Regions from separate parts of the Homo sapiens genome. Here regions 2 and 3 are each linked to region 1. A link is a contact called in ENCODE Hi-C or POLR2A ChIA-PET data. All regions are on one chromosome and are shown on one strand. The core of a region is the stretch at or near the end of the contact, and the rest is flanking DNA. Distances in the headings are between cores, read along the strand shown.

Region 1 (3,215 bases), core at 519-3,018:
ATTTTGTTTTGTTGTTCAGGTGACCTGCCTTTTTAATGTAATGTGGTGAGCTTGAACCTTTTATTCATTTTGGTGCTTTTACATTGTGTTTGGATTTTGTCGTAATTACATTGTAGTTAATCATTGTGCACACTGGAGTGAGGGATAGAGAATGAGAGAAAATTAGTTTAACTCTGATTTTTTCCCTACTGCAGAATATTCTTGAGTATACTTGAGTAATTCCAGCTTTTAATGATCTTTCCAAGGTACACAATTATATATCCATCCAGTTTCTAGATTCTCCAGTTCAGAGATGACTTGTATAGATTTCCCTGCAAGACCAAAGCACTGTTGACTTTTGGTGCAAGAAATGGACTGTTGGGCCTTATTTCTGTACAGTCTTTCTGTTGTATGCCTGACTGGTATTTTACAGGCTTTTCGAGAATTATTTCATCTTCTTAGTATCTAGAATTACAGAGCTAGAGAACTCTAGTAGAATTTCTAGTATTTGTTAATTGAAATAAAAACATCAAATTAAGAATTTAGAAACACTTTTTATATTATTTTTGCATTAAAAAATTCATAATACATTCATAATGCATAAAGGTAAGCTTGAAAAATATGAATACTTTCTCAGTATTAAAACATATGAATATGATATTTTGTCTGTATAGATAATTCTTGGTGTATGTATGGAATAATTATCAGACATCCTTCTAATAAGTTTCCCCTTTCATCCCAGGAGTGAGGATCAGCAATGTTTACAGGTTGGGAACCAGTTCTGTGATCTTTCTAGACTGCTTGTTTCCTCTGAACAGGCCGCACACTCTTGCGTCTGTGCTTTGTCCATATGTATTTGCACATTCCTTTTACTTGTGATGTTTTCTACCTTCTCCCTTACCTCTACTTCTAAGAAAGAATGGAACTCAACTTATGACTGCCAGTGACTGTTTGTCCTTTGATTTTCAGCCCAAGCAAACTTTATTCTTTGGACGAGTATTTCTGGAGTACCTTGTTTGCAACAGGCATTATAGGCATTAGGTGAACAAAATATAGTTAGGTCCCTACCTTCTTGAGGCTGACAGTCCTGTTGGGAAATCAGACAGTAAATACGTGGTAGAATTGCACCTTAAGTGCTTGAAAGTAGAGAACAGCATGCAGTGACAAGGGAGTACCCCTAGAATGGCCTTCCAATGGGTCTCTGAGGAGCTAGCATTTGAGCTGAAGTCTGAAAGATGAAAAAGAATAGCCGGGCCAATATAGGTGTAAGGAGAGTTTTTGGCAGAAGGAACAACATAAGCAAAAGCCCTGAAGTAGTAAAGAGTTTGGAACCAAAAGGAGGCCAGCGTATATGACTAGAGCTCAGAGGTATTTGGCTTGGAGATACAAATTTGGGAGACATCAGTTTATAAGCATGGGAATGGATGCTGGTTATTTTGGAGTGAGCAGTGTGAGGGGACAAGAGGCATTGGACTGAGCCCACCAACAGAGATCTGGAAGGTGGGTAGAGATGAGAGATGAATTAGTAGATGCAACCAGAGAAGTAGCAAGAAGGCATAAGCATTTGTTTTCACACAAGTAGGGAATTTTTGAAGAAGGAAGGGGCGATCGACTTTGGATTGCTGCTGAGTGGTGTAGTTTGTTAAGTACAGAAAAGTCTTCCTTGGATTTGCCAACATGGCTGTCACTGGTGATTCTGACAAGAGCTGCTCTTGTGGAGTGAGCAAGTGAAGCCAGATCAGAGGGTCTGTGGAGGGGACAGGAAGTGTGCATCAGTGGAGCTGGCTGGTGTAGACAACGGCTTAAAGAAGCTTCACTGTTGATGGTGTCATTGATGAAAGGCATGTGAGCTCAAGAGAGGGCCTTTGTAAGATGAGTGATTTAGAGGACATTTACAAGCTGCTGGGAATGAGCTAGCGGAGGAGAGATCGCTGATTCCTGGGAGCAGACAACTGGAAGGTTATAGGTCTGAGGAGGCAGAAAGGAGGAGTTGTTGTCATCTGTGTGGGTGCTGAAACCATTAAGGAAGCTGAGAGGAGATAGGGAGGGAGTCAGGGAGACTGGAGTGTGAGTCTGCAGTGGAAGACAGGGAAGGACCTGTGACTGACAAATGAAAGCTGGGGCTGCCCCGGTGCTGAGCTGCTTGGTGCTTAGCTTAGTTGGTAGGTGCAGTGCCCCATCCTTGCAATTCCCAGTTGAAGCATTACTGAGTTCCCTCAGGCAGTTTTATCTTCCTTCCTCTTCTACCTACAGCATTTTCTGCAAACTTCTGGTTTAAGACTTGTCCCCATACTATTTTGACTGTGTTTGTCTCTTTCTTCTTTCAGGCAGTGACCTTCTTGAAGGCCTTGATGAAGTCTCTACAAAGTTTTGTGATTTTTAGTAGTTAGCATAGTTCAATACCTGTCAGAGTAAATGCTTGCTCACTGAGTGAATGTGTGGGCCTCAAAATGAGTGGGACAGTGGGAGGGAGAAAAAAGAGAAGGAAAGGACAGAAGGAACAGGTAGACTAAGAACAGACTTCCTGCTGGCAGGGCATGGCAGCGCGTCTTTCTTCGTTTTCGATCATATTGTAATTGTTGCAGAAATCATCCTAATACAGAAAAGATTGTCTTATTGATAGAAATATGCTGACTTAGTGTGAGTAGATCCTGCTAATTTCTGGCTTTAAACTATCATACCTTCTTTCTGGCATGAAACTACCATACCTTCTTCCAGAACTGGCTTTAAATTATCAACCTATTGGCTTTAAATTTCAACCCTGTTTTCCAGGGAGATTTTTATTTTTTATTTTTTTGAGACAGAGTTTTGCTCTTTGTTGCCAGGCTGGAGTGCAATGGTGCAATCTCTGCTCACTGCAACCTCCGCCTCCCAGGTTCAAGCGATTCTATTGTCTCAGCCTCCCGAGTAGCTGGGATTACAGGCGCCTGCCACCATGCCTGGCTAATTTTTGTATTTTTAGTAGAGACGGGGTTTCACCATGTTGGCCAGGCTGTTCTCGAACTCCTGACCTCAGGTGATCCACCCGCCCTGGCCTCCCAAAGTGTTGAGATTACAGGCGTGAGCGACCGCACCTGGCCCCAGGGAGATTTTTTAATGTGGTTATTGATTAACTGGTGCTGGTAATTTAATTCCTTCTTGATACTCTGGTATGGAATATTATTTTATTAAGGCTTCTTGAACTCCTTATTTATGATTTGACTTCGTGTTTCTTAATTTTCTCCTTCTTACGCCCC
Region 2 (3,215 bases), core at 356-2,855, 100 kb before region 1:
CCGGGAGGCAGAGGTTGCAGTGAGCCAAGATCATGCCACCACACTCCAGCCTGGGCAACTGGAGTGAAATTCTGTGTCAAAAAAAAAAAAAAAAATCAGCCAGGCGTGGTGGCACATGCCTGTAATCCCAGCTACTCAGGAGGCTGAGGCAGGAGAATCACTTGAACCTGGGAAGCCAAGGTTGCAGTAAGCTGAGATCATGCCACTGTACTCCAGCCTGGGTGACAGAGCAAGACTGACCCAAAAAAAAGAAAAATCTCTTAAAACAATCAGCCTGAATTGTCATAGAGAAACCTAATTTCTGCCTTTTGACCATAAAATAGGAAGTAATAATGACTTTTCAACGCTTGTACTCCATTTAAGGACTCAGGCGGCCGGGCACAGGGGCTCATACCTGTAATCCCAGCACTTTGGGAGGCTGAGGCAGGCGGATCATGAGGTCAGGAGTTCAAGACCAGCCTGGCCAGCATGGGGGAAACCCCTTGTCTGCTAAAAATACAAAAAAATTAGCCACGCGTGGTGGTGGGTGCCTGTAATCCCATCTACTTGGGAGGCTGAGGCAGGAGAATTGCTTGAACCTGGGAGGCAGAGGTTGCAGTGAGCCAAGATCGCGCCACTGCACTCCAGCCTGGGTGACAGGGCGAAACTCCATCTCAAAAAATAAAAATAAAAAAAGGACTCAGGCATAACATGAAGTATGCAATAATAATTAATGTTTATTACATGTTTGCATATGTAATGTTGCAGATGAGTAAACTGAAGCCCAGGGAGCTTAGGTAGCTTGCCCACAGATTGTCTATGGTGACCCAGTTGAACTGACTCAAGTTCTTAAAGTTTACTTTCAGTGAGATTAGCATAAATGCTAGATTATTCGTGGCCATGGAAAGGAAAAGGGCTGGGGTCAATGCTTCACGCCTGTCATCCCAGCACTTTGGGAGGCTGAGATGAGATGGAAGGATTGCGTGAGCCCAGGAGTTTGAGACACCAGTGAGCACTGGAGGGGACCACTGCACTCCAATCTGGGTAAGAGAGCAAGACCCCCCTCTCTAAAAATAAACAAACAAAAAACAGGGAGAAGTAAAAGACAAGACCTAGTGACTTTCCTTTGTTGTTGTTGTTTTTTTTGAGACAGTCTCGCTGTGATGCCTAGGCTGGAGTGCAGTAGTGTGATCTCAGCTCACTGCAACCCTCACCTCCCTGGTTCAAGCGATTCTCCTGCCTCAGCCTCCCGAGTCGCTGGGATTACAGGCGCCTGCCCCCACACTTGGCTAACTTTTGTATTTTTAATAGAGACAGGGCTTCACCATGTTAGCCAGGATGGTTTCAAACTCCTGACCTCGAGTGATCCACCCACCTCAGCCTCCCAAAGTGCTGGGATTACAGGCGTGAGCCACCGCGCCTGGCTGACTTTCCTTTTTTGCTGTTTTGTTTTTCTTCTCCAAGTTATTGGTAGAGGGACCTAGTGACTTTATGAATTGGGAGCAGAAATGGGGCACTGGGACACACATGGAATGAAGAAGGCTAACAAGATTTCTATTCTTAAATGCTCAGCCTTGAAATAACTCAGAGCAATATAACGCTAGGTGGCAATAGATCCCAGGCACTTGAAATTTACAGTCAGCCTGGCACGGTGGCATGAACCTGAGGTCCCAGCTTCTGAGAAGGTTGAAGCAGGCAGAGAAAATCTACAGTTAACTCATTGCACTTAAAGAGATTGGCAAAAATCCAAAATTATTAAAGGGGTTTATACCCTAGTGTTAACTTTTTTTTTTTTGAGATGGAGTCTTGCTCTGTTGCCCAGGCTGGAGTGCAGTAGCGCAATCTCGGCTCACTGCAACCTCCATCTCCTGGGCTCAAGTAACTCTCCTACCTCAGCCTCCCGAGTAGCTGGGATTACAGGTGCCTGCCACCACGCCCAGCCAATTTTTGCCTTTTTAGTAGAGATGGGGCTTCACCACATTGGCCAGGCTGGTCTTGAACTCCTGACCTCAGGTGATCCACCCGCCTCGGCCTCCCAAAGTACTGTGATTACAGGCATGAGCCACTGTGCACGGCTGGAGTCTCACTCTTTTACCCAGGCTGGAGTGCACTGGTGCGATCTCGGTTCACTGCAGCTTCCGCCTCCCAGGTTCAAGCGATTCTCCTGCCTCAGCCTCCTGAATAGCTGAGATTACAAGCACCCGACACGACACCTGGCTAATTTTGTATTTTTAGTACAGACGGGGTTTCACCATGTTGGCCAGGCTGGTCTTGAACTCGTGACCTCAGGTGATCCACCTGCCTCGGCCTCCCAGAGTGCTGGGATTACAGGTGTGAGCCACTGCGCCCGGCCTCAGCCCACCAATGTCTACACTACTACAGGACAGAAACTACCACTATCAAATGCCCCTTAAGCAATTTGGTGCTTAGGAAACATCTTTCCAATAATTGACAATTGGTGAAAATATATTTACCAAATGGGTTTGGGTCACCAGCAATACAACATTCCAATGACATGAACCATGAAAATATTTACCTTATGAATTTGTGTATAAAGATGAAGAAATATAACTTCGATTAATTTTACAATATTTATGGGCAAATTATTTATTTATTTATTTATTTTATATAGAGATGGAGTCTCACTATATTGCCCAGGCTGGTCTCCAATTCCTGGCCTCAAGCAGTCCTCCCACCTTGACCTCCCAAAATGCTGGGATTATAGGCGTGAGCCGCTGTGCATGGCCAAAGCAGTTTTGGTTTGGTTTGGTTTGTATTGGTTTTTAGAGACAGGATCTCACTGTGTCGCCCTGGCTAGAGTGCAGTAGCATGATAATAGCTCACTGCAGCCTCGAACTCCTGGCCTAAGGTGATCCTCCCACCTTGGCCTCCTGAGTAGCTGAAACTATGGGAACTTGCATGAGGCCCGGCTAATTTTTTTTTTTTTCTTGAGACGGAGTTTTGCTCTTGTCACCCAGGGTGGAGTGCAATGGCATGGTCTCAGCTCACTGCAACCTCGGCCTCCCTGGTTCAAGTGATTCTCCTGCCTCAGCCTCCCAAGTAGATGGGATTACAGGCATCTGTAGCCACCACGCCCGGCTATTTTTTTGTATTTTTAGTAGAAATGGGGTTTCACCATGTTGACCAGGCTGGTCTCAAACTCCTGACTGACCTCAGGTGATCTGCCCACCTCCCAAAGTACTGGGATTATGGGCGTGAGCCACCGAGCCCAACCT
Region 3 (3,215 bases), core at 283-2,782, 83 kb before region 1:
GGATTACAGGTGTGAGCCACCGTGCCCAGCATTGGCCATGCAGAGCTTTTAAAGATAATTTGGTGGGTGAGGGGAAGCCAGTGAGCCAAGAGTGCTGATTGGGCAGGTCAGAGATGAAATCATAGGGAGTGGAAGCTGTCTTCTTGTGCTGAGTCAGTTCATGGATGGGGACCACAAGATCAGATGAGCCAGTTTATTGATCTGGGTGGTGCCAGCTGATCCATCAAGTGCAGGGTCTGAAGAATATCTCAGGCACTGATCTTAGGAGCAGGGTAGGGAGGGTCAGAATCTTGTAGCCTCCAGCTGCATGACTCCTAAACCACAATTTCTAATCTTGTAGCTAGTGTTAGTACTACAAAGGCAATCTAGTCCTCAGGCAAGAAGGAGGTCAGCTTGGGAAAGGGCTGTTACCATCTTTGTTTAAACTATAAACTAAGTTTCTCCCAAAGTTAGTTTAGCCTATGCCCAGGAAAGAACAAGGATAGCTTAGAAGTTAGAAGGAAGATGGAGTCGGTGAAGTTAGATCTCTTTCACTGTCTCAGTCATAATTTTGCAAAGGCAGTTTCAGTTCTTATCTCCTTGGCTGAGACCAGGAAATATATTATCACAGGAATGGAGTTGTAAGTAGTGGCTGGTTGTCTTTTGAAATAACACCATGTCACAACAGCATTCAATTATTATTAATTTACAAAGCAGCTAATCTTGATGGGCACTGTCAGATATGGGTATGGATATGGGTGAGACACTTACCCTTCCTTCAAGTTGCTCATAGTTTAGTAAGTGAGCAAACTAACTGTGCTGACTTTGGTTTTTTTGTTTGTTTGTTTGTTTGTTTGTTTGTTTTGAGACAGAGTCTTGCTCTTGTCTCTTGTCGCCCAGGCTGGAGAGCAATGGCACAATCTTGGCTCTCTGCAACCTCCACCTCCCAGGTTCAAGTGATTCTCCTGCCTCAGCCTCTCGAGTAGCTGGGATTACAGGCACCTGCCACCACGCCTGGCTAATTTTTGTATTTTTTTTAGTAGAGACAGGGTTTCGCCATGTTGGCCAGGCTAGTCTTGAACTCCTGACCTCATGATCCGCCAGCCTTGGCCTCCCAAAGTGCTGGGATTACAGGCGTGAGCCACCGTGCCCAGCCCTGACTGTGGTTTCTAACACTGTCTCTACAGGAAGCCGTCTCTCTAACAGTCTCTCAGATCTTAACCTATTTATTTGTATCCCCTTACTGAGTGGGCCCAATACCTGTGAAGGGCAGCTGTGTAACAGCATCACCACAACTCTGTTGTACGAGTTGAAGTTCATTGCATTAACTTTGAAGGATTAATTAATATAGTGTCTCTCTTCCAGGATTCCTATAGGACATGCTTCTAAGGGCTCAGGCCAGGAGTGGGCTCCATCCTCAGCTTTTTTTCAGAAGCTACAGAAGCAACTGTTTTCACCCCCATACTCAGAGCGAGTGAAATGGGGGTTGCCGGAAGAAAGTGCTTCACGACGACAGAGTGGTTATCAAAATATGCCAATCAGCCACACAGCTCCCAGCTCACCAGATTTGTCAAAGGGCCAATCAGCTCTAAGGGTTTCTGTGGAGAAAAATGCTCATTTATTGGGAGACAGAAAGGAGAGCTTTGGCTGAAACCACTTTGCCTTCACCAGCAACTTTTTAATCCCTTTGTCTGGTGCATGAAATCAGTTCCCAGAACACAGAGGTTATTAATAACTGTGGGACCTTTTCCCAGTCTCCAGATCAATTGGCAGAAGCCTCTGGTTATTTCCTTCTGGATGCTTCTATTATTTGGAGCTGAGAAGTGACCTCCTCCTCAAAACCTGTACAGATTTTCACCTGGCTTGGGAATTACACAGTCACCCACCAGCCCCCAGCCTTGCCTCCTCTCCACTCTTCCCTGGCTGGGCTGGCTCGGTGCAAGGCTGGTGTCTTTGCTTCCACCGAGAGACTACGTGCTGTCCAGTGGAGTCCAGCACGCACCTCTCTTCCCACTGGTTCCTCACTGCCAGGTGAGGTCCAGGGCGTTGATCCGGATCCATGGAGCCAGGCTGATGTACAATGAGTCACTCTGAGCTGGCTCCTCTCCTCATGCTTGGCAGAGGTCCTAGCATCAGCTGCTGGGCAGGTGCTGAGCAAGGCCGAGGTCTTAACTTGGCGACACTGGGGTGGACATTTCTCCAGGAGGAGCTGCTGTGATCGGCAGGACTCAGTAGAGAGAGTGTCTTACATGTAGGGCTTCCCCCTTCTCTCCCTCTTGCTTCCTTCCTGCGGGGGCCAAGCCATGCCTGTGGCTTTACCAGGATCTCAGTGCAGGAAATGTTGCAGCTCCTCTGACTCTCACCTCCTCTCTCAGCTCCAGGTCGCCCCTTGCTTGCTGGCCGCATCACAAGGAATGGCCCTCAGCACCCGAACCCAGACAGGCACAGTGGGCTGGACAAATCTGGGTCATACTGGCTAAACACCGTTAGCTTCCCTGTGAAATGAAAGCAAGAGCCTTCACCTTGCAAGGCTGAGGGAGGTGGGGGCAAAGCACCTCCCATGCGGGCACAGTGGGCCTCTACTGAGGGTTTGATCATTAGGAGCGTTGTCACCTCTGAGAGCTGACCTCATCTCTCCCCACAAACCCGCTCACCCGGTCTGCTTCCTGTCTGGGTGGATGGCATCATCACTCTTAGTCACTCAGACTGAACGAAGCAGCTCTCTTCTGGCTCATCTTGCACTGGCCTATTTGTATGTGTGTGTGTGGGGTAAATATACCTAAAATGCATATTTTTTTGAGACAGGGTCTCACTCTGTTGCCAAGGCTGGAGTACAGTGGAACCATCTCTGCTCACTGCAGCCTCCACCTCCAGGATTCAAACCGTCCTCCCACCTCAGCCTCTGAAGTAGCTGGGACTACAGGTGCATACCACCACGCCCAGCTAATTTTTGTATTTTTTTTGTAGAGACAAGGTTTCACCATGTTACCCAGGTTGGTGGGGTTTGTTTGTTTGTTTGTTTTGAGACAGAGTCTCGCTCTTTCTCCCAGGCTAGAGTGAAATGGCATGATTTTGGCTCACTACAATCTCCGCCTCCTGGGTTCAAGCGAGTCTCCTGCCTCAGCCTGCTGAGTAGCTGGAATTATAGGCGCCCACCACCATGCCCGGCCAATTTTTGTATTTTTAGTAGAGACGGGGTTTCACCATGCTGGCCAGCATGGTCTCGAACTCCTGAC

Evidence for each region. Hi-C counts contacts between places; a loop is a spot of excess contacts on that map. ChIA-PET counts read pairs that join two places held with the same protein, here RNA polymerase II (POLR2A). Pooled maps may share reads with other maps.
Region 2: a loop to region 1 is called in a pooled map, with 2.3 times the contacts of the local background. The contact joins two enhancer-like sites. A Hi-C loop is called at or near these places in 2 of 168 maps with a recorded cell type or tissue (heart right ventricle and prostate gland) and 3 of 50 pooled maps. POLR2A ChIA-PET finds 5 or more read pairs at or near these places in 7 of 52 experiments (BJ, Caco-2, HEK293T and 4 more).
Region 3: a pooled map shows a loop between it and region 1 (1.9-fold over the local background). The contact joins two enhancer-like sites. A Hi-C loop is called at or near these places in 2 of 50 pooled maps. POLR2A ChIA-PET finds 5 or more read pairs at or near these places in 6 of 52 experiments (BJ, Caco-2, H1 and 3 more).

What each region holds. Positions count from the first base shown.
Region 1 is chr2:121,616,009-121,619,223 of GRCh38, reverse strand. The region is part of intron 1 of CLASP1 (cytoplasmic linker associated protein 1); the gene reads left to right. Among named protein-coding and RNA genes, the nearest start is that of CLASP1, 32 kb to the left of the region's middle. RefSeq lists an enhancer at 1,469-1,518. Within about 2 kb of position 1,768, at least 4 of the 41 ENCODE cell types and tissues checked have a DNase peak (open chromatin) inside an H3K27ac peak, as active enhancers do.
Region 2 is chr2:121,717,286-121,720,500 of GRCh38, reverse strand. All of the region lies in intron 3 of NIFK-AS1 (NIFK antisense RNA 1), which reads right to left. Among named protein-coding and RNA genes, the nearest start is that of NIFK, 18 kb to the left of the region's middle. Within about 2 kb of position 1,605, at least 5 of the 41 ENCODE cell types and tissues checked have a DNase peak (open chromatin) inside an H3K27ac peak, as active enhancers do.
Region 3 is chr2:121,698,993-121,702,207 of GRCh38, reverse strand. The region is part of intron 2 of NIFK-AS1 (NIFK antisense RNA 1); the gene reads right to left. Among named protein-coding and RNA genes, the nearest start is that of NIFK, 36 kb to the left of the region's middle. RefSeq lists enhancers at 1,734-2,233, 2,391-2,510. Within about 2 kb of position 1,532, at least 19 of the 41 ENCODE cell types and tissues checked have a DNase peak (open chromatin) inside an H3K27ac peak, as active enhancers do.